Linked DNA regions of Homo sapiens: region 1 is linked to region 2. Evidence: read pairs that join two places in POLR2A ChIA-PET (ENCODE). Cell type or tissue: B cell. All regions are shown on one strand. Each heading gives the region's core, and the rest is flanking DNA. Links, peaks and the distances in the headings are about the cores only.

Evidence for each region. ChIA-PET counts read pairs that join two places held together with the same protein. Peaks named below come from ENCODE experiments on the same cell type or tissue, not always from the same donor. Only the 100,000 strongest peaks of a DNase experiment are listed, where the experiment ranks them.
Region 1: POLR2A ChIA-PET joins it to region 2 with 8 read pairs; 4 of 35 experiments call an interaction of 5 or more read pairs at or near these places.

Annotation. Positions count from the first base shown.
Region 1 is chr14:89,278,852-89,290,069 of GRCh38, forward strand. It overlaps FOXN3 (forkhead box N3), which reads right to left. Exons shown (of 6, transcript NM_005197.4): 4 at 2,099-2,163. It also overlaps the pseudogene CAP2P1. Among named protein-coding and RNA genes, the nearest start is that of FOXN3-AS3, 66 kb to the right of the region's middle. In B cell, for the core only: no CTCF peak of the experiment used is centred there; no DNase peak of the experiment used is centred there.
Region 2 is chr14:89,350,681-89,361,898 of GRCh38, forward strand. It overlaps FOXN3 (forkhead box N3), which reads right to left. Exons shown (of 6, transcript NM_005197.4): 3 at 1-128. The region is part of intron 1 of FOXN3-AS3 (FOXN3 antisense RNA 3); the gene reads left to right. Among named protein-coding and RNA genes, the nearest start is that of FOXN3-AS3, 6.0 kb to the left of the region's middle. RefSeq lists a silencer at 736-785 and enhancers at 1,935-2,650, 2,992-3,091. In B cell, for the core only: no CTCF peak of the experiment used is centred there; a DNase peak (open chromatin) is centred at 9,241; H3K4me3 peaks cover 80 bases; H3K27ac peaks cover 4,706 bases.

The DNA.
Region 1 (11,218 bases), core at 996-8,995, 73 kb before region 2:
ACATTTTTCTTCTACTTGATTCTAACCCAAACCTTCCCCTGGCATGACTGGACAGTCCCTTCTTTAGGTACTCATATCTTTATTCGTAAAATCTTGCTTGTGGGCCTTAGCAACTTTCCCATGGCCCAGAACCACCCACCAAAGGACACAAAAATATTAATTAGGAAGAATACCCACATATTCCAAAAAAATATTATCACAACAAAAGTGTCTCCAGAACTCTAGGGAATGAAGAAACATCACAGAAAAAAAAATGAATGTTAACAAATCTCTGCCCACCCTCCCAAGCTCTCATCAAGATTCTTCTGATTTTCAAATGTACAAAATTTTAATGGGTTGCATTTAACTGGATGTGGATTCAATAAGCATCTGAAATCTGTACTAGTTTAATTCACAGTTCCTAGAGCAACTGGGGGAATTTGTAACCCTATCAGGAAGAGAAAAGAAGTCTACACCCGCAGGATAATCTCATACTGACATCTCTCAACTTCAGAAACCTTATCAATATTAATATTTCCCTCATGTTTTTGCCCCACAGAAACGAACAAAAAGAACTTACCTAATGCCAAAGTGAATGAATAAAAATCGTGAGAAAAGGCTCTAAGAAAACAAAATCTCTTTTCTCAAAATAATCCAAACCTGAATGATATTCATATCACTGCTATAGTTCTAGAGGAAAAATGACGCACATAACTTTGAAACTCACTTGAAAAGAACCCAAAGGCTGATCCTAATCAGTTTCCACTTCTACTATCTGAAGGGAAAACAGAATAGATTTTTTTAAATTATGTGTTAATTTTTGAGAGTGGAGGGACTTCCTTTTGTTTTCTTAAACATTTAGGATATCTACGATGATTATTAAAATTAGGTTTAACCAAACTTGCCTGACTACATTTCACCTGTACGAAGCAAAAATACAAAGAAACGCTTGATTTCCCAATTTCACAGGCTATTAAAATCACAGTATGCAATTGCGTGGCCTATAAATCAGCACTAAAAATGTGATGACATCTCTGACAAGGGTTTGAGCTACTACGGAAACCTGAAGATACATGTCTCTCTTCTTAACCATACTTATCTCCTACTCCTTCACACACAGGGCCGGCCCTCAGCCTCTACTTCTAAGGGAAAGAGGCTAAACAGCTCTCAACCAATCAATAGACACTAAAATCCCTCACCATAAGCCCAGTGTAGTTCAAAAGCTCTTAGCACAGCCAAACTCATCCACATTTGGCCAGCAGGGCCTGTCTGACTCCTAGCCAATCAACAGAAGTAGGAGGGATAGAAAGCTCGAAGGCCCCGGGAACCACTCAATTCCATTTTATTTACAGAACAGATATCCAAAATAGCGATAACCCCAAAGTAATTTCTAAAAGGATTAAAAATGAACCTCTTTGCTATTTTTTAAATCATTTATTCCTCCTTAACTTTGGCCATTTCAAAAGGAACTTAATGGCAAAAGTAGAGGTGAAAGGTCATTGGAATTCCATGAGCACACCGCCTAGGGACTAGGACAAGGCAGCTGAGTTGAGCTGGACAACAGCAAGGGTGTCCCCTGTAGGTGACACTTGTGGGGACCAATGTAGGGTGACTGGACTCCGAACCTCAGAACAAACCACGGCCAACCTTCCAGGTACATGTAGATGTTGGGCAACAGTAAGAAATGCATGCACCTCCATGATGATACAAGTGCCAGAATAACCAAACCCTCCTTTTTCAGCTCAAGTTTTTGAAACATGTAAAGGGGTTTGCTTTTATCAGCCTAGTTTATGTTTCTGTCGCATTCTAATTACCATGTAATTCCAACATCACCAAAGCAAGCCGAACACTTCCAGAATATGAACAGTGACGGCGGGCCAAAGAAGCAGTCCTTAGAGGCCTGGTTTCAGACTCATGATTCACAGCGACCGAGAAGCTTGAGTAGGAACAAATAAAGAGAACTGGACAAATAGTCCCCACCCACAACAGTCACACTTCTCCAGAAAGCGGCCACTCCTAAACGGGACAGAACTGTCCTATTTGACACCAAGCACAAAGGAGTGATGAAAGGCGGGTGGGTGAGGGGGAGGGAGAGGAAGGGGTGTTACTAGGGACCTACCTTGGAGAAGGGCTCCATTTCTCTTGAAGAAGGTACTGCCCGGCCAGATGGGTGGACCTGATGTGCTGAAAGAGAAAAGAAACTAGCATAAGGCCAAGTTCATCTGCACTCACACACCTGCAACCCCTTCCCACACTTCCCTCAAAACATTTCCCCAAGTATGCATTACTGACACCCTTTGAAAATGCATCCTCGAAAACCATGAGGTCTGCTTTATTGTAAACAGGCTTCATATTTCACAGTGCAGAACCTATCTGTGTGAGTATTCTGCTTATCATCTTGACCCTGCTCACACCTGGGCACTGGAATGACCGACAGATACACAAAATGGCAAATTCACATGGTTTAACGGCATAGCGTATAACTTAAGGATATTTGCTAACCTATTCATAATTTCATGAATGTATGTGGCAAAGAAGTCCTAATCATGTTTTCTGAGACCAAGCGGGTTTTCCAACACTTCCTGGTGCCACCTGCCTGCTACAAATGCAAACTTGTCATTCTTGGCATTTCTACCACTAAATCCTTAATATATGGAGATGACCTTAATCGATTTCCTCCTTCCCCCTCTTCTCGTTTCGTATCCTGTTTTCAATTTTTTGGCTTAAAATGTTGCACTCCATACCCTATAAAACATTTTGCAGATATGTTACCACCCACAGTGTGGTAACAGGAGAGGCAAGAAAATAGGAGAGATCAATATATCACAAAGACACTTACCGCATTCATAGATGAGCATTTTCACTGTTTTAAGACAGCCAGTAGAAAACTTTATAACCAAGCCAGCCTTAGTAAAATGTCCTTAGAGTGGAAAGTAGGTTATATTCTAAATCAAGGATTGGTTTAGATTAATGTTAGAAAGTACTTAGTCAAAAATGTTACTACATCCAGCCCAAGAGGCAGTATAAATTACTCTCATCAAAATAGTACATGACAAATTATATTGGTTAATGCATTATCAATCACCTTCAATATGAGAAAAATAGGTTCGAGTAATGCATTTGTAAGTTTGGCAGAAACACACACGCACACACACAGAAGAATCTGAAGGGCTATACGGTGAATGCTTCACCATTAAACCAGGGTCTCTAGTTATCTAGGACAGCAATACTGTTAGCAAGCAGAAATGCCAATGACACATTCTGCCCACTGGAATTTCATTACCAGAGGTACAAATAGTATGGCAGGTATAGGGACACATTACATGATTGAGGAGGAGTAGGAGGGAAGAAGAAATGAGCTACAGCACAAAAATGCTATCCCACATCAAAATCATGTCAAATGTGCTAGAAAATACATACTATAAACCTTGATGTTAATGAACCTTTTGTTTTATTTTGTTTTGGATCCACTATACTAAAATTAAATGAGCATCACGCATCTCAGCCATGGTATTTCCCACAGCCCTGATTCTCAGCCAGGTAGTTGTGACCACAGAGTGGCCAGGAGCTTCACAGGGTAACAGCAGACCGGACTGGAGTCTCAGGATGATGACACCAGCTGATTGCTCTTCGATTGGATTCTGATCTTACTGTTTCGGGGCACTTAAGGCTCAAAGTTGCATGAAGAATAATGTGCATTAAAATACTTAAGATTATCTTTTAACAATCCCAGCAAGCTCTCAGGATTTTACCATCTAATTTTTATAACAAAGCAGGGAACAGCAAGCTGGCTGTTGCCAATACAGAATCACCTGATTTATAAAGATATTTTAAAACTGAGGACTTCATTATAGCAGAGTTGGTGTTTCTAGAGAATTCAATAATTGAGTATTACTGCAGGAGCCTGAATATCCAGCTTACTTCCATCCAAACCTCTTCTTTATCCTGAGCTTGATTTGGCTGAAAACTGAGTAGACATCAGGGATGGAGCACTATGGGGAATGAAGGTCGGATAAATCCAGTGGTTTAGATAAGGAAAATTCTCTGTATGATAAAGATTCTTACAACATACCTAAAGATTCTTACAACATCCTTTTAATGTACTTAAATCACTGATCACCACTGTTCTATGGTCAATCTGTGGTGCTGTGGAACTTATCTGTACTCTAGTAGTGGAGAGAGACTTGGACTGGCCACCACCTTCTCTTTCCTGGCCCCTGTTGTAATTGATGAATTCACAAGTGGTCTCTTTCCAGCTCAGGGTAAGTCAGCTCCTGCCATGCTAACTGCAAAGTTTTCAAGCTCCCTGGCCCATATCTACACGCTTCTTTTGGAGGGTTCCTCAAAATGACATCTTCTAACTGTTAGAAGATCCGAGGATTTATTAAACTCCTGCTGAGAATTGTGCTTGGTGTTGAGAAAGACTTGAGGGGAAAATTTAAAACCCTATTTTATGACCTCTAAGAACCTGCTGTCATACTTACCTGGCTCCAAACTCCTCTGACTCTATCTAATGAGACCAGCAATGCCTATAGACAGACTCATGGTTATGCCTCCAGTGGCTGCAGGTTGGGAAGGCAACAAGCTTGATTTTTTCCCCCCTCCATCTGGAGATGTCCCTGGATGATTGGCCTTTAAAGCTTAAAGTTGGTTAAAACCACACATAGTACATGAAATTACTTAGAAGTGTCTATTAACCACAGTAATTCAGAGATGAAACCAGTGACAGAAGTCTTTGTGGGAGGAGTTGCAAACCACCCATCCTCAGGCAGCTCAAAAGCGGGGAGGGTGGGAGTGGCGGGTGAAGGGGAAGAATGGGGTGCGCTCCATACCCAGCCATGTAAATATCACTGCCATGAGAAATGACCATGGGGGCCCCTTGTTAACCCTGAGTGGGTTTTAATCACCTTAAAATGGTGTTTGCATTACATGACCCTAGGATCAAGTTACCATTTACTGAGCATAGTAATCAACCCTTTTCCATGGAATCCTCTAATTCTGCAGGGTGAGCAGGGCAGAAATCACCTTCCTGTTTTTTGGGGGGTTTTTTGACAGAGTCTCGCTCTGTAGCCCAGGCTGGAGTGCAGTGGTGCGATCTCAGCTCACTGCAACCTCCACCTGCCAGGTTCAAGCAATTCTCCTGCCTCAGCCTCCTGGGTAGCTGGGATTACAGGCACCTGCCAGCAAGCCCGGCTAATTTTTGTATTTTTAGGAGAGACAGGGTTTCACCAACTGATTTCAGTGGCCAGGTTGGTCTCGAACTCCTGACCTCAAGCGATCCACTCGCCTTGGCCTCCCAAAGTGCTGGGATTGCAGGGGTGAGCCACCATGCCTGACCCATCCATTTTTTTTTTTAATTTTTTTAAATTGAGACGAAGTCTTGCTCTGTTGCTGAGGCTGGTCTCAAACTCCTAGCCTCCAGTGATCCCCTTGCCTCATCCTCCCAAAGCACTGGTGGTGTGAGGTACCATGCCCGGCCACCTTCCCCGTTCTATAGGGAGACAGACAGAGGTCCTGAGAGGTGAAAGGACTTGCCCAAGACACTGCATGACAAGTTAGTGATCAACCCAAGAAGGACTAGGGCTTGCCCACTGTACCATAGAGACACACGCATCAACAGCTCCAATTTCATTTCTGATCTTCCAGCTTTCCTCTTCTGCTCTTCCAGCACTAAACTCTTAGTCATCCTTCCCTGTGGAAGAAGGCTGTGAATGGTATTTTGCTAGGACTCTCTCCAAGGCAAAGTCCCAGGCTAGAAAAAGCAATCAGACTAACCATATGTGAAAGACACGCGGGCTCCTATTAGCAGAAACAATACAACGCCAGTGCCACAAATGTCTCATTTCAATAATATGCTAGCAAAAATCCCATGACCTTCAGCAGTATAAGCCAGACCAACTTTGTAACAAAGAAAGCAGACCAACAGGTTAAGAGGACCTTGCCGGCCAGCAAGGTGGAGTGCGACCTGGCATTTGAGAACATTGATCCAGCTGATCGTTAAGAGCAGCGCTGAGCCTGCAAATCCCAAGAGGTGAGTGATACCATCCTGAACAGCATACCCGGCGGCTGCCAGAGACTCAGCCCTCAGTAATTCCCGGATCCCACACTCTGAGCTGCACTACCTCCAGCTCCCAAGGGGATATCCTGAGTCAACAGGTCGGACAGCCTGAGGGTGGCTCTTAGCAAGATGACGTGATCCATCATGTGTTCTCTATACCCAGGAACCTTAACCATTGTGAGAACCACCTGGATTATAAACCAAGACCCTGGAAGGTTCCGCCAAGACACACACCTGTATTCACCAGCTGAACTTTCTGTGGATCTCAATGAGAAATAAATTAAGAAAAGGACTGTTTTCTAAGATCTCACCTGCCAAATGTGAACTAGGACCTACAAAAGAGAGAAGTGGGCCAGGCATCGTGGCTCACGCCTGTAATCCCAGCACTTTGGGAGGCCAAGGTGGGCAGATCACAAGGTCAGGAGTTCGAGACCAGCCTGACCAACAGGGTGAAACCCCGTCTCCACTAAAAATACAAAAATTAGCCAGGCATGGTGGCGCATGCCTGTAATCCCAGCTACTCAGGAGGCTAAGGTAGGAGAATTGTTTGAACCCAGGAGGCGGAGGTTGCAGTGAGCCGAGATCACGCCACTGCACTCCAGCCTGAGTGACAGAGCAAGACTCCGTCTCAAAACAAAAAAAAAAAAAGAGAGAGAGAAGAAGATGCTACAACATGGATGAACCTTGAAAGCAAGCTAAGTGAAATAAGCCAGAATAAATAAAACAGATACTGTCTGATTCCACATAGAAGAGGTATCTAGAGTAGACAAATTCACAGAGACAGAAAATGGAATGACGGTTGCTAGAGGCTCATGGAAGGAGGAGTAGGGAGTTTAATCGGTACAGAGGTTCAGTTTTACAAGACGAAAAGAGTTCCGGAGGTTGGTTGTACAACAATGTAAATGCACTTAACACTACAGAACTGCATACTTACAAAATAGTTAAGATGGTAAATTATATGTATTTTACCAAAAATTTTTTTTTTTTTTTTTTTTGACAACAGGGTCTTGCTCTGTCACACAGGCTGGAGTGTCGTGGCACAATCTCAGCTCACCGCAGCCTCCAGCTCCTGGACTCAAGCAATCCTCCTGCCTCAGCCCTCAGAGTAGCTGGGACTACAGGCACACACCACTATGCCTGGCTAAGTTTTTTTTGTTGTTGTTTGTAGGACAGGGTCTCACTATGTTGCTCAGGCTGATCCCAAACACCTGGGATCAAGTGATCTGCCCACTTCAACATAAATAATTTTTGTTAATGTATAAAACAAGAGAGGAGTAGGGAGGGGAGGAGGGAGAGGAGTAGGGAGGGAAGAAGGGAGGGGGAGGAAGAAGAAAGAACAGAGAGATTGAGATGATAAGAAGGACTCTGAAGAAATGAATGAAAGCCTAAAGTGCTTGGGGCGGGAAGAAAGGAAGAATATCTGAATGTCCCCCATGGTCAGCTTTCTGCCAGAATGGTCCACAGCACACGACAAAGCAGAAAGCCCAAACCAACGGGGATGGGGTGGGGGGAAAAAGTGGGTGTAGCAAGACCAGCCCACCCTGATTTAGCACTCATGGAGGCCAGAGCTTACCCACTACTCTTAAGCAACCGAGCACAGAGTCCTATCATACTCTTAGCGCTGGAGATGGACTGTGATGGCAATCCCTTCGGATGGGTGACATCTACCACCAGACTGCAATTTCCCCAGGAATAAAACAGTCAACGCAGTTGTAACAAAGGGAGAATCACCCACCACAAAAAATCCTTGAAATTCCATTGTTTTGCCTTATAACTGGGGATTAATCACCAGGAAATAATAGAAAACCAAATGTGACCTACGCCACAATGTAACAGGGGCTCTCTGAGTGAAGGATGTCACTCGCTGGCATTTGGAACACGGCAACCAGAGCAGGCTGGACAGAGACGTGTGTGGGAAGCTTCACAAAATACCACTCACCGTTTGAGAAGCATCACTAAGAACACAGATGAAAGTTCAGATTCTCGGGGACACTCTTGACACTTTTCTAACCTTCCAAAGAAGCTTGAGTGTCCCGGCAATTAAAAGGGATCTCTGTGGCCACAGGGTCCAATCCAGGGTGAAGTGGAGAGACCGTGGGATTTGGACTCAGAAATTTTGTTTAAAACACAGACTGAAAGTCTTTTAACTTGTCAAAGTCTCAATTCCATGCCTGCAAGCCGGGGGCAATGTGTGAGAATAAAATGAGATGATGGGGGAAAAAAATTGCTTTCTAGACTGCAAAAATCCCAAAGGTGGTTTTTCTTTTAGTTGTTTTTGTTTTTGAGACAGAGTCTTGCTCTGTCGTTCAGACTGGAGTGCAGTGGTGTGATCTGGGCTCACTTCAACCTCTGCCTCCCGGGTTCAAGCAATTCTCCTGCCTTAGCCTCCCGAGTAGCTGTGATTACAGGCATGCACCACCATGCCTGGCTACTTTTTGTAATTTTAGTAGAGACACAGTTTCGCCATTGGCCAGGCTTGTCTCGAACTCCTGACCTCAAGTGATCCTCCTGCCTTGGCCTCCCAGAGTGCTGGGATTACAGGTGTGAGCCACGCCCAGCCCCAGTGGTAGTCTTGATTGCAAGCAAACCCCAGTTCAGAGTTAACTGACACACTCAAGGCCACACAGCAACATTGTGGCCATTGTCAGGTGGGCACCAGCACTTCCTCCTAGACATCCTTAACTCTCCCAACTTGGCCCGTTTTTCCATTCCTGTGACAGATGAGGTAACTGCACTTTTCCTTTTTTCTTTAAGGATTCTTGGAGATGTTCTAATTGCAAATATTTCTCAGTCTAAAGTAGCAACACTTACTAAATATCCAAGAAGCAACTTCACAGATGTCACTTACTCTAAAGAATGCTAAAAAAAAAAAAAAAAAAAAAAAGTAACTGTTGGCTCACCCCTGTAACCTCAGCACTTTGGGAGGTCTAGGCAGGAAGATCACTTGAGCCCAGGAGTTTGAGACCAGCCTGGGAAACGTTAAAAATAAAACATTTTTTTATTCTACAAAAAATAAACAAAATCAGCCCAGTGTGGTGGCATGTGCCTGTGGTCTCAGCTACTCAGGAGGCTGAGGTGGGTGGATCGCTTGAGCCCAGGAGCTCCAAAGCTGCAGTGAGCCTTGATCACACCACTGCACTCCAGCCTGGGCAACAGAGCAAGACCCTGTCTCAAAAAAAAATATATATATATATAGCTCCATGCAGAATCCTGCAAAGATCCAAAATGGGCACGCGATCAAGAGACAGAAAGAGACCAGGTAGAAACCTACCAAGAGTGGCCCATTTCAGAGGATGACAATTGCTGAGGAGGCATGACTGAAGTGATCAGACCACAACCAACCAGGCCCACCAACACTATAACTGAGTGTGTGGCAAGATTACTCAGAGGGCAATGCACCAATCAAGATAAGAAATGGAATTGCTCTGTAAACTTAGCCAAATGTTGACACTGGAGACTCAACTGATTTCAAAGGTATCAGCCTGCACATAGTTCTTGTATGCCCAATACCACCAGGACCCATGAGAATCTGACAGGTGGCAGCTGCTCTGGCACCATATCTATCGAGCTATTTTATTTTACTTTTAAACAATTATCATTTTACTTTATTTCAGAATAAGTTTACAGTTGAAAAATGATGTTTACTATCAACATTATACGAACAAAACTTTTATAGCAAAACCTTGGTATGTGAGCATTAATAATCCAAATACTACACAGATATAGAAGATATTTTAAAAATGGAAACGACATACTCCAAAGGCTGTAATAGGCACTCTCTTTCTCTCTCTCTCTCTCTCTCTCTCTCTCTCTCTCTCTCTCTCTCTCTCTCTCTCTATATATATATATATATATATATATATATATATATATATATATATGCTTGCACTGGGTCCGTAAGCATTATACTATAATTCATTAAATGTCATCCAAGAAGTTGCAGATTTTTCAACACTACGTACTGAAAAGATACAAAGGACTATCATAATTTCTCTTAACATTGAAAAAAACATGGGGCCGGGTGTGGTGGCTCACACCTGTAATCCCAGTTGGGAGGCGCAAGTGGGCGGATCCCTTGAGGCCAGGAGTTCGAGACCAGCCTGACCAACATGGCGAAATCCTGTCTGTACTAAAAATACAAAAATTTGTTGGGCATGGTGGTGGGCGCCTATAACCCTAGCTACTCAGGAGGCTTAGGCACAAGAATCGCTTGAACCCAGGAGGCAGAGGTTGCAGTGGGACGAGATCATGCCACTGTACTCCAGCCTGGGTGACAGAGTGAAATTCTGTCTCAAAAAAAAAAAAAAAAGAAAAGAAAAAGAAAAGAAAAGAAAAAGCATGTATTAGCAAGACTACAAAATCAGAGCAGAAAGCCAAACTAACAAATAATTCCTTAGGCTTTAGGAGAAGTAATACATCCATGGCTTTTCTCATGTTCATTTTTGCGACTGGTTAGCAAGTCTGGCAGGCAGAAAAGAAAAAATTAGACTATAATAAAACATTAAAGACACCATTTAGAAGACATCTGACATTTAACATGTTCAAAATTGGAAAACAGACACTGAGCTTGATTTTTGGGCAACACTGCGAGGTACTACATAGCAAAAGCACTGTTTCCTCCCATCAATCTGTTGACACAAAAATCTCTTATGCAGAAAAGTAAGTTTTCAAATGACACGGTAGAAATACATATAAGATGAATAATTCAAATTTATACTTTTGGTTTTTAGTAACTATAAAGAATATAGGTCTTTCAAGGACAAAGAACCTGAATTTGGTCCTTAATATGAAATGTTCTTACATCTTTTAAAAGCGTGGGCGGAAATACGTACTCCTGCTGACAGCATATCCACACTGCCAAAGGTGAACATGTGCTCACGATAAGAAAAAAACTGTACATTTCTCAGGGCACATTACTACTACATCATATTGAAATTGTCTAAAAGATAAAAATGTACATCTTAGTTTATTTTTCAACAAGCAATTGAACATACGTGGAAAATTGAATCATGCAGTATTTTTACCTATCAGTTACTATGTTTGTGATATGAGGGGAACAGACTTCTTTTTTTTCCCTTTAAATCCATAATGTTCACAAGTCACCACGTGGAACTAAAATCGCACACACACAGGCAAATCATGAAGAAATGTTAAGTACTTCAAAATGCCCACAAAGTCGTG
Region 2 (11,218 bases), core at 1,680-9,679:
GCCTGAGGACAGGTGGGAGGTGTATTGAACACGTGTGGGTGTGGGTGATAAGGTGTCTTTTTCAAAGCCTGAATTAGATTTTGTCTATACTCTGGGTCTATGCACCACAACGACCCTTTCCCAATACTCTGCAAAGAAAATTAAAATACAAAGGCATTAATAGAGAATTATTAAGTACTTTGCAATAAGTAGATGTATAGCTATTATCACTTCTTTATTTTTAAAAGCTTCTCATTTGTTGACTGTTTGCCAGCCTTAAATATTATACTGACAGTAGAACTCCATAAAATGCACTTCAATCTTACTTGTATTATGTTTGATAGGCAAAATGAACATATTATTACCAGGTTATGGTGATACAACAATATTACAATTTTCATACCCAAACTACCAATAAAATGAGAATCTCATTGTTTTTCAGCGTCAACATTGAAGAACACGTGCATTCTCTTCTAAAAATGAATTTAACTGTGTCAGATTTCTAAAGTTTGGGGAAAAAAAAAAGAGGGCCGAGACACCCCCAAAAGTCCATCTCTGCTCCAGAAATTTAGTTATGTTTTAAAACCATATGACATCGGGATCATTTTATAAAAACAGAAAAGTAATCCCCTTGTTTCTTTCCAGCTTACTCACAAAAGAATGACATTTACTCTTGGAATAGAATTCTGTAATTACCTTCCCTAAGCAACAAAAGAACTCAGGCAGCAATGGTAAAGCCCAACTCAGAATCCACTATTTATTTTTTGGATTCCTCAGTTCCCAGCAATCGACTCCAGCCATTAAGAGTTGAATCTTTAGAAGTCAAACTTTAAAATGCAAATTTTCTAAAACCGTTCTGTGGAGAGAGGGAGGCTTCCTGTGAGGCCCACTTCCTGTGAAGCGTTTGGTCTATGGACAGCCTATTTTTAAAAATGTAAGTCCTTCCTTTGAGGCCCCCCGGAACTGGCAGCAGGCCGACGGGCAATCGTTCCTCTGGCCGCACACTTTCAAGTGACCGAATGTACCCAAACTGTTTGATAAGGTCATTTGTAAATATTTACTGATTTGCAGAGAAAAGAAGTTAAATTACATAAACCCGTGCCCACCTCCTGCTTTCAGCCAACAGTAAGATTGATGTTGTCCTCCAACATTTAGAAAGCAAACAAGAAGCTGTTTAACTAACATGGGGGAAGGGGACAATCCAAGAAAATCCCACTGAAGGAGCTGTAAAAACAAGTTACTCCTAAAATCTTTTTAAAAGTTTAAAAAAATCTGTGTTTCATCATCAGTTCACCCGAGTAGTTTCCTTACAAACATTATTCACAGAGCCCATTAAAATACTTTATTATCAACAACATCAGCAAGCCGTGCAACTGGAATTAACTCTTTCTGGTGCAATGAGAATAGGAGAATTGCTCAAAACCACAGCCAGGGGCTGGAACCTCTGACCACTCTAGTCACCCACCCCCACGTGCAGGCCTGACCCCAGACACAGGTCAGAGTCTGGCTGGACACTCTATGCTTAAACATCAATGTTCTCAGTTTAACCAACCGGATGTTTAAAGACCTGAAAGATTTCAACTTTGGAAAATTCAACATTCCTACGTGTTTTTTCCTTTCACGCACACATTCTCAAACCCAGAATAGTTCAGGGGGAGCAGTGAGACTTTGCAAGTAAATCAGGCGGGCCACTCAATAATCTGCCCTGGAAGCTTCATCCCTTCCTTTGGAAAAGAGCTGTGCAGAAGAAAGCCAAAAGCTAAGGAGTGGAGAGGTTTGGGGGGAAAGACAGGAGACAGGTAACTACCAAATTTGGAAAACATAAAACAAACCACCAAATCCTGTCAACAGTAGGGGTCTGGCCTGATTCCATCAAAGGCTCCCGGTGGAGCCCTGGGCCAGTGGGACCTGCCTTTCTGATCCCTTGCACCCAAGGCTCCAAACCAGCAATAGCTACACTGAGGGCCATGGCTGACATGTGACCCAAACATTTCTGCAATGATATTGTCTCAATTCTGGAAACCCAATGGCTTTTGTTCTCATCATGGTGGCTTTCAGGGTGGGACCATTTAATCTTAACGCTACAAAAATAATATGACAAAGAAATGAAGGACAACCGGTTGGCCTTCTCAGGGAAATAACCGTAAGCCAAGAACGTGGTTTCTCCTAATCCTAACCTAAGTGTTTGTTTACTGTACCCTTGTATACCCATATTAATGTATGCTACCATTTAAAAGCTAAGCAGATTGAACCCAGGAGCCAGAAGCTGCAGCGAGCGGAGATCGCACCATTTGCACTCCAGCTGGGGCAAGAACAGTGAAACGCCATCTCAAAACAAATAAATACATAAAAATAAAAACAAAAGCTAAGCAGAATAAACCCCCAGGACTGTGCAGGACATTCACAAGGTAATTGATCCAGATGCAGAGAGGCAGGCTGAAGAATAGTAAGAACAGGTGATCTGGAGCCACACAGACGTTTCCTGAGTGGCCCTGCACAAATCACAGCGCCATGGGAAGTCTTGCTTCCTCACTGGTAAAACAGTGACCCACTTAGAGATAGCTGGGAGGCTCAGAGATGGCATAATATAAAACACCTTCAGTAGCGGCCCTACCTACAGGTACTCAATAAATGGCAGACAGCATCATGAAAATCTCCTTTTGGACACAAGAAAGACAATGAAACTGGCTTACAATGTCTTTCATTGAACCATATCTGATTGATTTTCATCTCCAACAGCAGCGGTGGGAAGGGCCTCCAGCAAACAGATGGGACGAGTGAAGATAAAATGATCATCTATTTGAATGCAGTGGTGGTCCTGGCTCAACAAATTCACTGGGAAGAGCTTTTTGACATTCTCAGCTCCCCCTCTATTTTCATCACTCCCTGCATCTGCTTTCTATGAACCCCACACCCCACACTCACTACTGGGACTTCTCCCTTGCTAGGGAAGCTACTATCACTGACTCATGACTACCTGGCTGCTGAAAGTCTTTTGCCCAGGTCTCTGCACTGTCAACATCAAGCTGAGGTTTAATTCCATACTTGGTCAGTTCATTGTGGCCATCTCCCAAAAAAAATTTTTTTTTTGAGACAGTCTCATTCTGTCACCCAGGATGGAGTGCAGTGATGTGATATCGGCTCACTGCAACCTCACCCTCCCAGGTTCAAGTGATTCTCGTGCCTCAGCCTACCAAGTAGTTGGTATTACAGGCGTGCATCACCATGCCTGGCTAACTTTTTTTTTTTAAGGAAAGAGATGGGGTTTCACCATGTTGGCCAGGCTGGTCTTGAACTCCTGCATTTTCAAGCATTTTCTTGGGTTTCATGTAACAGTTTGGAGTAGTAAAATGGTTTACTTGAAAACTTTAAAAATGGAAATATGCAAAGGATAGAATGCTCAAGTTTCTTAGGCCAGGAAAAATTACATTTAATGTTTCTAATAGGAGAGAGAAGGCTATAACTTGATTATAGTTGTGTAGTAAGTTTGAGAGTTGGAGCTTTCTTAGAAAAATATCTGCATCTCATCTGAAGACAAGAATATGGAATGCTTTTTTTGTTTGGTTTTTTTTGTTTGTTTTTTCTTAGACAGAGTCTCGCTCTTGTTGCCCAGGCTGGAGCGCAGTGGCACAATCTTGGCTCATTGCAATCTCCGCCTCCCAGGTTCAAGCCTCTCCTGCCTCAGCCTCCTGAGTAGCTGGGATTACAGGCACCCGCCACCACGCCCGGCTAATTTCTGTACTTTTAGGAGAGACAGGGTTTCTCCATGTTGGCCAGGCTGGTCTCAAACTCCTAACCTGAAGTGATCCGCCCACCTTGGCCTCCCCAAAGTGCTGGGATTACAGGCGTGAGCCACTGCGCCCGGCCGTGGAGTGCTTTTTATTAAAAAAAAAAAAAAAAAAGAAAAGAAATAGGCCAGGTGCGGTGGCTCATGCCTGTAATCCCAGCACTTTGGGAGGCCGAGGTGGGTGGATCACCTGAGGTCAGGAGTTCGAAACCAGCCTGACTAACATGGTGAAACCCCATCTCTACTAAAAATACCATAATTAGCTGGGTTTTGTGGTGGGTGCCTGTAATCCCAGCTACTTAAGAGGCTGAAGCAGGATAATCTCTTGAACCCAGGAGGCAGAGGTTGCAGTGAGCTGAGATCGTGCCATTGCACTCCAGCCTGGGTGACAGAGTGAGACTCCGTCTCAAAAAATAAATAAATAAATAAATAAATAACTGTGAGGGCCACACACCATTAAGTGTCGGGGAATTCAAAATAATAAGCGAAGAATATTCATTTATAGGAAAGTATGCGTGTGTATTCACACTCACATTTTTGTGTGTATATATACACTAACACCCCCAGAAAAAAAACTGAGAAAAATTACATGGAAAAATGAGTAAAAAAAATTATGGATGAGCCCAAGTTTCTTTTAAAATTAAAAACCACCTGGGGGAATAAAAATCAACTCTCTATTAAAAATAAAAAATCAATGCACAAAAAGAAAAGCAAACAAGAGCCCATATTGTAGGAAGAAATGGTTAGCAAAAATGTAAAAAAAAAAAAAAAAAGTAATTTTTTTTTTTCTTTTTGTGGAAATGGAGTCTCACTCTGTCGTGCCCAGGCTGGAATGCAGTGGCGCAATCTCAGCTCACTGCAACCTCCGCCTCCCGGGTTCAAGCGATTCTCCCGCCTCAGTCTCCCGAGAGGCTGGGATTACAGGTGCCCGCCACTATGCCCGACTATTTTCTTTTTTTTTTGTATTTTTAGTAGAGACGGGGTTTCGCCATATTGGCCAGGCTGGTCTCGAACTCCTGACCTCAGGTGATCCGTCTGCCTTGGCCTCCCAAAGTGCTGGAAATACAGGCATGAGCCACTACGCCCAGCCTATACTTTAAACATTGTTATTCAAACCGTGGGCCAGATACATTCATGGGTCATGAAATGAACGGAATGGATCATAAGCAGCACTGTTTTAATGGAACAGAATGTAACAAACTAGAACCAAATAGAATGGACTACCATATATCTGCAGTAACATATAGTGAAATTTGTATTTGCATAGTTGTGTATATACATGTTTACTGATCACCAAGTAACATACACTTCTTACTGGGAAGCCGGGTCAACAAAGTTTGGTATCCACTGATCTAGGACAGTAGTGTCTGGTTGTGTTTTTTCCCCCTTCTCACCACTTGTGAGGAAGAAAGCCCCCTATTAGCAACAGTGGGGGACTTACACGTGGCTCTGGGGCAGTGCCTAAAGAACGGGGATAAGGAGGCAGGCCCCATGTCAAAGTGGAGCAGGCACCACCTCTGCCCAGGCCTGTTCTGCCCTGGCCAGGGAGGGATAGCCTGTAACAATTTCAGTTTGTGCAGAACATTCAGGTATGAAAAGAAAAAAAAAGAAAAAAGAAAAAAGGACCAAAAAAAAAAAAGTATGATTTTTAGACTTTAAAATTAAGACAGGCCAGGCATGGTGGCTCACACCTGTAATCCCAGCACTTTGGGAGGCCGAGGTGGACAGATCACCTGAGGTCAGGAGTTCAAGACCAGCCTGGCCAACATGATAAAACCCCATCTCTACAAAAATACAAAAATTAGCCAGGCATGATGGAGGGTGCCTGTAATCCCAGCTACTTGGGAGGCTGAGGCGGGAGAATCACTTGAACCCTGGAGGCGGAGGTTGCAGTGAGCCAAAATCGTGCCATTGCACTCCAGCCTGGGCGGCAGAGCGAGACTCGATCTCAAAAAAATATATAATAATAATAATTAAATTAAATTAAATTAAAACAACACAGAAAGTTTACATTTTATAACAACCTTATTATGCAGATGATATTTACACTTCAGAAATATTTAAGACAATTGTAACCCTGTAAAGCTGATGAGATATTAAAACAAGACAAAAACTGAAAACGAAATGGAGTGGGGAGCTGGGTGTGTGTTGGTGATCTTGAAACAATAGCTTTTGATGTTTCTGACACACCATTTTGGAGGGTGCTTCTAACACTACCCACCTTCATTCATTCCTTCATTCATACGCTCATGCATTCATTCATTCATTCCTGTGGTGCCTACTACATGCCAGGCACCATGAAGGGTCCACTTGTGAATACAAAACAATACAAAAAGGAGACCGACCTCCTGAAGCTTGGATTATAGATGGGAAAAAACACAGTAAGTAAAGAAATAAATAAGCAAGATTATGACAGACTGTAATACCTGCTAGGAAGGAAACAGAATAAGCCATGAGTTAGAAGAAAGGAAGTTGCTGCTGTGTGAGAAATAAATGGGCTGGAAGTGGCAAGAGCACCTGCAGAGAACTGATATGACGGTCCAGGACCAAGATGACCATGGGTGTTGGTTCAGGTGGGCAGCAATGAGACGGAGAAAGGAGGACAGCTCCCGAATGTACTCTGAGGCCAGTTAGCGGCTCACACCTGTAATCCCAGCACTTTAGGAGGCCAAGGCAGAAGGACAGCATGAGTCCGGGAGTCTGAGACCAGCCTGGGCAATACAGTGAGACCCCATGTCTACAAAAAATACAAATAAAAATTAGCTAGACTGCTGCTTGAGCCCAGGAGTTGAGGTTACAGTGAGCTATGATTGTGCCACTGCACCCCAACCTGGGCAACAGAGCAAGACCCTGTCTCTTTCTTAAAAAAAGGAGATAGAGCAGGGCGTGGTGGCTCACGCCTGTAATCCCAACACTTCAGGAGGCTGAAGCGGGTGGATCATCTGAGGTCAGGAGTTCAAGACCAGCCTGGCCAACATGGTGAGACACCATCTCAACTAAAAATACAAAAAATTAGCCGGGCACGGTGGCATGCACCTGTAATCCCAGCTACTTGGGAGCCTGAGGCAAGAGAATCGCTTCAACCTGGGAGGCGAAGGTTGCGGTGAGCCGAGATCGTGCCACTGCACTCCAGCCTGGGAAACAAGAGTGAAACTCCATCTCAAAAAAAAAAAAGAGAGAGAGAGAGAGCTAGAAACCTGATAAACAGCAGTTGACACTGGCAATGCAGATCAAGTAGGAGAAGTAATTGATATTCAGTAATGGTGTGGGATCATTTGATTTTCCATATGAAAAAATATGTATATAAACATATACTAACTGGGTTTGTGTACATATACTTTGTGATGTTCTCATGATGATGCAATTGCCTAACGACGTATTTCTCAAAACTTATTCTCGCTATTATGCAACGCGCGACTGTATCTGGAGGAATGGACTGCATAAGCCACCTCTCTCCCCTCTGCTATACCCTCATTGACCCCAACCTTTCTAGCAGAAGCTCATAAATGTCATGGTAGGCCTGAGATTGTCTGGCTTTAGAGGTTTAACATCAACTGGTTCCTCTGTAATAGGGGTTAGTAAACTTTTCTTAAACAACTTCTCTTTCTGTTACCAGGTCCTCTAATGCATGGCCAGGTCCAACGGCTTCTCAAAGTACATTCTATAGTCTCTGTAGGTCACATGGTCTCTGTTGCAACAACCCAACTCTGCCATCATAGCACAAAAGCAACCATCAATGTAAACAGATAAACGTGGCTGGGCTTCAGTAAGACCTTATTTGCAAAAACATTATCCATAGTTCACTGCCCACTGCCCTACAGCTCCAATACTGGTACCCAGGACTGAGACTCACAACTCCCAGTTTTAGGAAACTTAAAAACCAGAGAAGGAGTTTTCAGGGTTAAGGGATTTGGGCTGGGTCCTGTGGGATGGGTGGGGTGTGGATGATGGCCTAAGTCAAGTGCTCCAAGGTCGAAAAGGAAGACCCCCATTGGGGGATACAGACACGGACTAGAGTAAGTTACCCCATCCGTAATAAGAACACATACCTGGTTGGGCTGCACCTACCATCACTGCCTTGAGTAATCATGGCATACATGCAGCTCACTCCCCACCCCGGGTCTTAGTTTCCTCATCTATAAATTAGGTGCTGAGATGAAATCATCCCAAAGGCCCATCATTCTATGCTTTGGGAACGTGTGATTACAGATTAATTAGAATACATGGGTCCTCATGTCTCCAACTCCTTCACAGTTTCAACACAGCCAGCTTTCTGTTCTAGGCCAGTACCACCCATGTGTGGGGTCAGTGAGAAACACATTATTGTGCTTTCAAAGGGGAGCCCTTACTTGGCTGACATGGACATTGGAGTCAGACAGACCCGAGTCTGAGTCTTGTTTCAATTTCTCAGCTGTGTGGACTTGGGCAAAATACATAACTGCTCTGAGCTTCAAATTTTTCATCCATAAAATGGGAGTGAATTAATAATACCTGCTTCACAAGATTGTTGTGAGGATTAAAGGAGATAATATTGTGCTTGCTTGGCACATGGTAACAGTTCAATAAATATCAGCTCTCGGGCCAGGTGCAGTGGTTCACACCTATAATCCCAGCACTTTGGAAGGCAGAGGATCACCTGAGGAGTTTGAGACCAGCCTAGTCAACATGGTGAAACCTGTCTCTGCTAAAAATACAAAAAATTAGCTGGGCATGGTGACAGGTGCCTATAATCCCAGCTACTTGGGAGGCTGAGGCAGGAGAATCGCTTGAACCCAGGAGGTGGAGGTTGCAGTGAGCCGAGATCACGCCACTGCACTCCAGCCTGGGCAACAGAGCGAGACTCCATCTCAAAATAAAATTAAAAAAAAAAAAAATCAGCTCTTGTTATTATGATGGCAACAAAATATTAAATAGCCAGCTTTCCTTGACACTGAGCTCCAAACCATTCAGTGCCTGCCTGATGGAATAGGTACTTGTCAAATTGTGAAATCATGCAGATTTCATCTAAAAAAATTGCACATGACTATTTGTTTTCCATAGTCTGATGTTAATTTCCTTGGTCCAAAAGAAGCGTTTTGTCTCAGATGCACTAAGATAGAGGTGGAAATGGAAGGATCGAAATAGAACAAAGCAAAGAGCCAGCCACTGGAGTAGTGCCAAGAAGGACATGGGACTTTGAGAAAGCTACTTGCTTTGAGTCATGTCTTCGTGCACACTGAGAGATGCTCCGGCCGGTATGGCAGTCCAGGGCTTCCTAGAGAGGTCCTGCCCCAAAGGGCTTACCACCTGCCACCTCCTTCCTTAAGGAGGAGAGGCCCTGACCCCGATACTGCAAGGGAGCAGGACAGGGCAACAGCCTGACTTAGAGAATAAAGCTGGAGTGGGCAGAGGTGGATAAGAGAAGGGTCTCCCTGGCTGGGGCAGCTGGGCCTCTGAGGCCACTGTTCTCTCACGGATCCTTGAGCTCATGGTGGGAACTGGAGCGGATATGGTCCACTTCCTCATCACCAAAAGATACTTGTAACTTTATAGAGAGGTGGCCTAGAGTTGGTACTCCTCATCAAGCTGTCATTCTGTCCAGCATATGCCACGGTCTCCCAGGATCTGGCAGGCTTGAAGGCTTCTCCTGGAAACGGCCTAGGTTTATTTCACTATGAGTGCCCAGTTAATTCCCCGGGGCCCCTGCACACTGGCCTTGCGTTTCTGCCCCCACTGCACAAAATGCCCTCCCCTCCCGCCAAAACTGCCTCCTCCTCTGGACCTGGCTCTGGCTCAACTCCTCAGGGCCCAGCTGCCCCTAAAGGAGGAAGGAGAGAGGGAAAGAGGGAGGGATGAGAGAGGAAGAGAGAGGGATGGAGAGAGAGAGGGGAAGAAAGAGAAGGAAAGAAAGAGGGAGAAAGAGAAAGGGAGGGAGGGAGGGAGGGAGAAAGGGAAAGGGAGGGAGGGAGGCAGGAAGACAGGGAGAGAGGTAAAAAGAGAGGGAGGAAGGGAGGAGGGAAAGGATGAGAGGGAGAGGGAGGGAAGGAGAAAGAGGGGAAGGAAAGAGGAAGGGAGGGAAAAACGGTGAGAGAGAGAAGGAAAAAAAGGGACACAGAGGGAGTGACGGAAGGAGGTGAGGAGAGAGAGAGAGAGAAGAAGAAAGGGAGAGAGGGAGGGAAGGAGGGAAGGAGGGAAGGAAGGAAGGCTGGGGCAAGAGCTGATACCCTCACAGCCGCAGGTTCCCCCATGTTTCCACAAAACTCATCCTCAGCTACCACCACCTCCAGCACTACCTCCACCACCACCACCTCCAGCACCACCTCCACCACCACCTCCACCACTACCACCTCCACCACCACCTCCACCACCACCACCTCCAGCACCACCTCCACCACCACCTCCACCACTACCACCTCCAGCACCACCTCCACCACCACCTCCACCACCACCTCCACCACCACCTCCACCACCACCACCTCCACCACCACCACCTCCAGCACCACCTCCACCACCACCACCTCCACCACCACCACCTCCAGCACCACCTCCACCACTACCACCTCCAGCACCACCTCCACCACCACCTCCACCACCACCTCCACCACCACCTCCACCACCACCACCTCCAGCACTACCTCCAGCACCACCTCCACCACCACCACCTCCAGCACCACCACCACCACCACCTCCACCACTACCACCTCCAGCACCACCTCCACCACCACCACCTCCAGCACTACCTCCAGCACCACCTCCACCACCACCACCTCCAGCACCACCACCACCACCTCCACCACCACCACCTCCACCACCACCACCTCCAGCACCACCTCCACCACCACCACCACCTCCACCACCACCACCTCCAGCACCACCTCCACCACCACCACCTCCAGCACCACCTCCACCACCACCACCTCCAGCACCACCTCCACCACCACCTCCAGCACCACCTCCACCACCACCACCTCCAGCACCACCTCCACCACCACCACCTCCACCACCACCTCCTACCACTACCACCTCCAGCACCACCTCCACCACCACCACCTCCAGCACCACCTCCACCACCACCTCCACCACTACCACCTCCACCACCACCTCCACCACCACCACCTCCAGCACCACCTCCACCACCACCTCCACCACCACCTCCACCACTACCACCTCCAGCACTACCTCCACCACCACCACCTCCACCACCACCTCCACCACCACCTCCACCACCACCACCTCCAGCACCACCTCCACCACCACCTCCACCACCACCTCCACCACTACCACCTCCAGCACTACCTCCACCACCACCACCTCCACCACCACCTCCACCACCACCTCCACCACCACCACCTCCAGCACCACCACCTCCACCACCACCACCTCCACCACCACCTCCACCACCACCTCCACCACTACCACCTCCAGCACTACCTCCACCACCACCACCTCCAGCACCACCTCCACCACCACCTC